Linked DNA regions of Homo sapiens: region 1 is linked to region 2. A link is a loop called in an ENCODE intact Hi-C map of the cell type or tissue named here. Cell type or tissue: spleen. All regions are shown on one strand. Each heading gives the region's core, and the rest is flanking DNA. Links, peaks and the distances in the headings are about the cores only.

Evidence for each region. Peaks named below come from ENCODE experiments on the same cell type or tissue, not always from the same donor. Only the 100,000 strongest peaks of a DNase experiment are listed, where the experiment ranks them.
Region 1: a loop joins it to region 2, with 2.3 times the contacts of the local background. A loop is called at or near these places in 2 of 110 quality-filtered maps.

What each region holds. Positions count from the first base shown.
Region 1 is chr4:153,126,425-153,129,338 of GRCh38, reverse strand. No RefSeq gene overlaps it. Among named protein-coding and RNA genes, the nearest start is that of TRIM2, 77 kb to the left of the region's middle. In spleen, for the core only: CTCF peaks have their summits at 1,008 and 1,212 (motif pointing right); a DNase peak (open chromatin) is centred at 1,268.
Region 2 is chr4:152,955,852-152,958,765 of GRCh38, reverse strand. The region is part of intron 4 of FHDC1 (FH2 domain containing 1); the gene reads right to left. Among named protein-coding and RNA genes, the nearest start is that of FHDC1, 21 kb to the right of the region's middle. RefSeq lists an enhancer at 1,536-2,355. In spleen, for the core only: no CTCF peak of the experiment used is centred there; a DNase peak (open chromatin) is centred at 1,195; H3K27ac peaks cover 2,100 bases.

The DNA of each region.
Region 1 (2,914 bases), core at 251-2,750, 170 kb before region 2:
TGATGGCAGTGGTGACAGTAGTGGTGGTGGGGGTAATGGTGGCAGTTGTGGTGATGGTGGTAGTGGTGGTGGTGATGGTGGTGGCTAACATTTATTGAACATTTATTAAATGCAAGGCACTGGCCCAGCACCTACCACAGGTTAGCTCATTTAATTCCCCCCACTATTATCCCCCTTTTTCATATAGTGAGACTGAGATTTACAAACTTTAAGTAATCTTCCCAAGGTCTTATGTTACTGAGTGATAGACCAGAAATTTGCTGATGATCCACAAACTGAACAGTCCCACAAGTGAGGTTAAGGGAATGGCAAGGCCATGGGGATTCTATTCCCCTCTTCTCGGCTGAGTGAAAAAAAAAAGTAAATACAGAGTATTTTGCTCTGTAATCTTCAGTCTGGAGAGACTGAAATAAATGTTTCACTTTTGATAAACAGGACTTTAGGGGAGTAGAGAATATTGCTCTAAGCACTTTGTGATAAATTATTGATTTTATTTGGGATTTACATGGAATAATTGATCTTCATGTAGTGATTTTAAAGATCCAGTTATCTTTACTGAAAACAAATGTCCTACACACCTTTGCTATTTATCTTGTTTCTACTCTTTTAAAAGGAAGGCTTTGTTTGTTTGTTTTTTAGGGATAGGGTCTTGCTCTGTTGTCCAAGCTGGGGTGCAGGGGCGCGATCACAGTGCCCTGCAGCCTGGAACTCCCAGGCTCAAGGGACTCTCCCACTTCAGCCTCCTGAGTAGCTGGGACTAGAGAAATGGCCGCCATGCCTGGCTAATTTTTGTATTTTTTGTACAGACAGGGTCTCTCTATGTTACCCAGGCTGGTCTGGAACTCTTGGGCTCAAGCGATCCTTCTGCCTCAGCCTCCCAAAGTGCTTGGATTACAGGTGAGAGCCATTGCGCCAGGCCAGGAAGCCGTTTAAATCATATAAATTCAAAAATAATTCAAATAGAGAAAGAAAATAAATCGTTAGATTTTTAAAATGAAATTTTGGCTATAAAAGAAATACCTTTTTAAGAAACACGATTAAAAGAATATATTCTCTGGTCTCTCCAAATCACACTGAAAATCCCAAAGCAAGCTGTTTAATCTTCTAACATAAAAGCAGGCCCTTTGAATGCAGGGAACATGTCATAATTTCTTTTGTGTTCTCTACCAAGAACATTCAAATTCAGGGCCCGCTTGATAACCAGACCAATGCTTTACAGAATTTGCAATTAGTGGATTGTCCAGAAGAGGGCGCGCGTTGCCCATGTTACTCAAAGGCGCCGCCAGACCCGGCCGAAGCTGAGTAGCTAAGAACAAAAGATGCACATTCCTCTCTGAGGACAGAACAAAAGGGTGGATTTTAAAAAGCAAAAGAAACGCAACATTTAACGCTGCCTCCCATAATCTCCACGAACACCCTACAACTCAGCCACAGCTGGTCACAGGCAGGCTGAATATTACATTGTAAAAAACAAACTGGAAAGCAGCTGTTTTTAAAACAGATATCGTTTGCTTGGTGTAATTCCATCCGGGTAATGCCTATTTATTCAACAGTCAATTCTGCCTGAGTTGTGTTTTCCCGTTATGAGATACAGGTGGGCATCGCTGAATCCAAAACCAGTACATAGTAGAGACAAAAGTATAGATGCTCCATTTTGTAAGATCGTGGTGGGACACTGCATTCCCCCAAATAATGCCTCGTATTCTCACCCCTCACTTTGTTTGCTCTCATTACCAGTGAAAAACGCATCTCATCCACATGAATAGCTCCACTCAAATGATAATGCTTTTTTTTTTTTTTTCTGAGACAGAGTCTTACTCTGTAGCCCAGGCTGGAGTACAGTGGCGCAATCTCGGCTGCACTGCAACCTCCGTCTCCCGGGTTCAGGCGATTCTCCTGCCTCAGCCTCGCGAGTGCTGAGATTACAAGCGCGCACCACCACGCCCAGCTAAGTTTTTGTATTTTTACTAGAGATGGGGTTGCTCCATGTTGGCCAGGATGGTCTCGAACTCCTGACCTCAAGTGATCTGCCTACCTCAGCCTCCCAAAGTGCTGGGATTACAGGCGTGAGCCATGGCGCCTGGCCTGATAAAGCTTTTTAAAACTTAGTTATAGCCACTTTCATGGTCAGCTTTTAAGAAAGCAGTAAATATTCCTCAGCAAAGGCAAAGATAGCAATATCTCAGAGCAGGCAACTCAAAGCAAACACACAAAAGGAAAACCCAGCCCCCTTGTTTACTTACGGGTCTTCAAGCTCCTAATATTGACATGAGTTTCTGAGGTCTCCTGTGCATTTTCTTTTCTACAGCAAACAACAGGGCTTTTAACCTATAAAGAGGTAGATCTGGCTGCCCCAGAAAGGTGGGTTAACTGTCCCCCAACAGACTAAAGGAGAGTGAACGGTGCTGAAGAGCAACAGGCAAGAAGTCTTAGGAAAATAAGCTCCTCTGCATGAGTTATAGTGAGGCATTAGCGAATTTGGGGCAAAGACCCAGAACGGGAAACAGCCATCAGATTCGTGTGTGAGAAGTATTCAGCCACAGCTTTTTCTTAGGGTCTGTTTGAAAGTATTACATTTAACTTCAGCATGCCTTTCCAAAAGGTATATTTAGAAGCAATTAGGTTAAAAGCTTTGAGCTCCTTGGAGTTCTATCTATACAGATATCTACTGGCCTAGGGGACCTTAAGGTATTGAATTAAATGAGTCTCCCCAGCCTTTTTGTTGAGACAGGGTCTAGCTCTGTCACCCAGGCTGGAGTGCAGTGATGCATGATCATGGTTTGCTGCAGCTTCGAATTTCTGGGCTCAAGTGATCCTCCTACTTCAGCCTCCCGAATAGCTGGGACTACAAATGCGAGACACCATGCCCAGCTAATTTTTAAATTTTTTGTAGATATGGGGGTTTTGCCATGTT
Region 2 (2,914 bases), core at 96-2,595:
TGCTGAGAAACCTACACGATGAATTCTAATCCCTTCTGAGCTAGAGTTGAACAATTCACTATATATGGGCAGGGGCAGAGGGAAGTTGTATAAGACCATATATGTAGCATGTGTGAAACCTCTGAAAATCACAGCATGGTTTTCAGTCTAAAGTGTAAGAACAGGTCATGCTAAGTAAACTCGGTAAATGTTTCTATTAAACATGTGCTAAACTGTAACTGAACAATGATTAATCTCCTTCACTTATGTAAAAAGCTAAAAAAAATGTATGGATTTCAAGAGAAGGGTGATGGAAAGACCGTATTTAATTTAAATGCCATGTATACAGTTCTTTGTTCAATTTCAAGATGAGATTTATGTTCTTTAAGAGGGATTATTGTATCTTCACAGCGGCAGGGAAGTAAAAAAGAAAGGTGAACAGACCCTATAATTATTATGCATTCTCATTACCAAAAAAAACATTGATTAAACATGGTTAGGCATAACTTTGTGGGCTGAGCCAAGAGACACTCATTATGGCCCTGGTTGTGCCTGGTTGCTGTCCTAACAGTGAGAGCAGGCTCCTTGAGACTCTCACACTCCAAAGGGCACACCTCCTTCATCCTATCTAATTCCAGTCACATGGCTTGAAATGGCAGGATTTCCCACAAACACACCCACCCAACAGAAGACCCATGGGCTTCCTGTCATTCCCTTCCCAGCAGCAGAGTCAACCAAGAAGGTGGGAAAGAGATACTACAAATGTCCAGCAGAGGCAACTCAAACTGCTTCAGGAGAACAGAAAGTTTCTACCACGTCTAGCACCAGCCCACAACAGAGGAAGGGCTGGTCAGGCGTGGTGGGGGTGTTCCCTGGCTTGGGAACTCCGTGCTGGACAAGAACACACTCCCAGAGTTTCATTTCTGGGCCCACCTTCTTCCTCTGCAAGTGTGAACCTCTATTAGAGGAAAGATGAACAAACATGCCAGATAAAAGATTTGTGGTAGAGGGCAGAGAAATTCTCAACAACGAATTAACCTTGGCTTTGGTCGGCTTGTCAGCTGAGAAGGCAGGAGAGAAAAGGGCTGTTTCCGTTTATATCTTTCAGCATGCTGATAAGATTACAGTATTATTCAAGTGACACTTATTCACACCAGTACTTTGTGATAGCAGAGGTGATGAAAAGGCTGGCAGGCCAGCAGCGCGAGGCGGGGTTTTGACAACCTTTGCCCTTCCTTCCTCCAAGGCAGGCAGTGGAGTGCAGCAGAACCACACTGGGCTCAGCGGAATCAGGGCTCAAGTCCACCCCGCTGCTGTATCACTCAGCAATCATGTGACACCAGACAAGGTATAACTAACCTGTGTGAGCCTCAGTTTCTCATTTGTAAAACAAGGAGTGTCTTAAAACATTGCTGCAAGGATTAAATGAAAAATACACAAAAGAATCATAGCTATGATTGATTTTTTTATGTGCCAGGCACTAGGCTCAGTCACTTCATTCTGCCCTGTCCAGTCAGTGCCTGGTACATGGGGGCACTCAATAAAGGTTTAGTCCTTACTTGTGCTAAAAATGAGCACAGAGCGTTACACATAGGCTGAGAGCCACGTGGTAATGTGTCCACTTACGAATTTATTAGCATATTTCTGCCACATTCCTAAACCTCTCTTATTTGGCCCTGTCTCCTCCTTGGCCTCTTCCGCATCCTCCAACCTCCATCCAGAGACCCAAAGACTCCAGGGTTGGCCCTGGGTCTGACTGGTGCCAGGGGACACAAAAAAGTTTGTCCTTACAGTGGGCAGCAGTCAGGGAGCGGCTTCGGCTTTCCCCGAGACCCCCTCCCACAGCACAGATACCCGGGAGGGTTTAGGAAGGGGCTCCTGCCGGCTCTGGGGACTGTCAGGGTGTTCCTGCTGAAGGAAACTCCCAGTTGAGTTTGGAGGGTGTGGTGAGCTGAAGCTCAGAGTCAGTAATGTAAACAAGGAGGCGAAGTGTGACCAAGCACGCCAGATATTCAGACTGAGGATGACCCCGCAGCAGGAGGTTGTGGGGAGAAACAGCTGCTGCCTGGTTCAGTGGCTGGGAAGGCACTTCAGGGTCCCAGGCCAATACTTTCATTTCAGCAGGACCCCATCTCCCGGGTTAGCTAACTGGGGGTGACAGAGTCTCGGGGATTCAAGGCAGTGCCTGGATGGGTTTTCATCACTTTGCCCTCAACAGTCTTCCTTTTGAATTATACCCCCACACAACCCAAAAATACAAAGTTCTTTTAAATATGAGGTTTGACAGCTTACTTGCTTCTTTGAAAAATCCCTTTGCATTTTCTAATCACCTTTGAATTTTAAATGAGAAATGAAGATATTAAGAAAATTGTATTCAGTTTCCCACCTCACCACTGCATGAAGCTGAGCTGGCAGCCTCCCTTGTGCCTAACTTTGATTTAGTTAGCAATTTAAAGCTTTTCAGAGCACTTTCACATGCGCTGTCAAATCTGATCCTCACTTAACAACACGATGAGGTCAATTAGGAGTGGGTATAGAGAGGTCCTAAAGGAGGCCTGAAAACAGCCCAAGCAGGAATAAGGTTTCAAGAGCAAGTACATCATTTTAAAACTCAAATTAATTAAAAACTATCTATCCTAACAAAGATTTTGGAACTCCTATCCTTTACAGAAAAGATTAAGGACTGTTCAGTATGTACAATCCAGGGTAAATTATGATTTAATGTGCCCTTCCTTTAAGACTTCAAGACTCTACTACTAACATTAATAACTGCTGCTAATTAATCTTGGCTTGGGTTAATTACACTTAATGTGCAAAGAGAAAACCTGAGGGAGAGAGAGCGGCCAGGTTGATAGGAACACCTAGATATAACTAGATCTCCTGACACTAAAGTAAAGCTACATACATTATGTCTGGGAAGAAGAGTGGGAAAGGG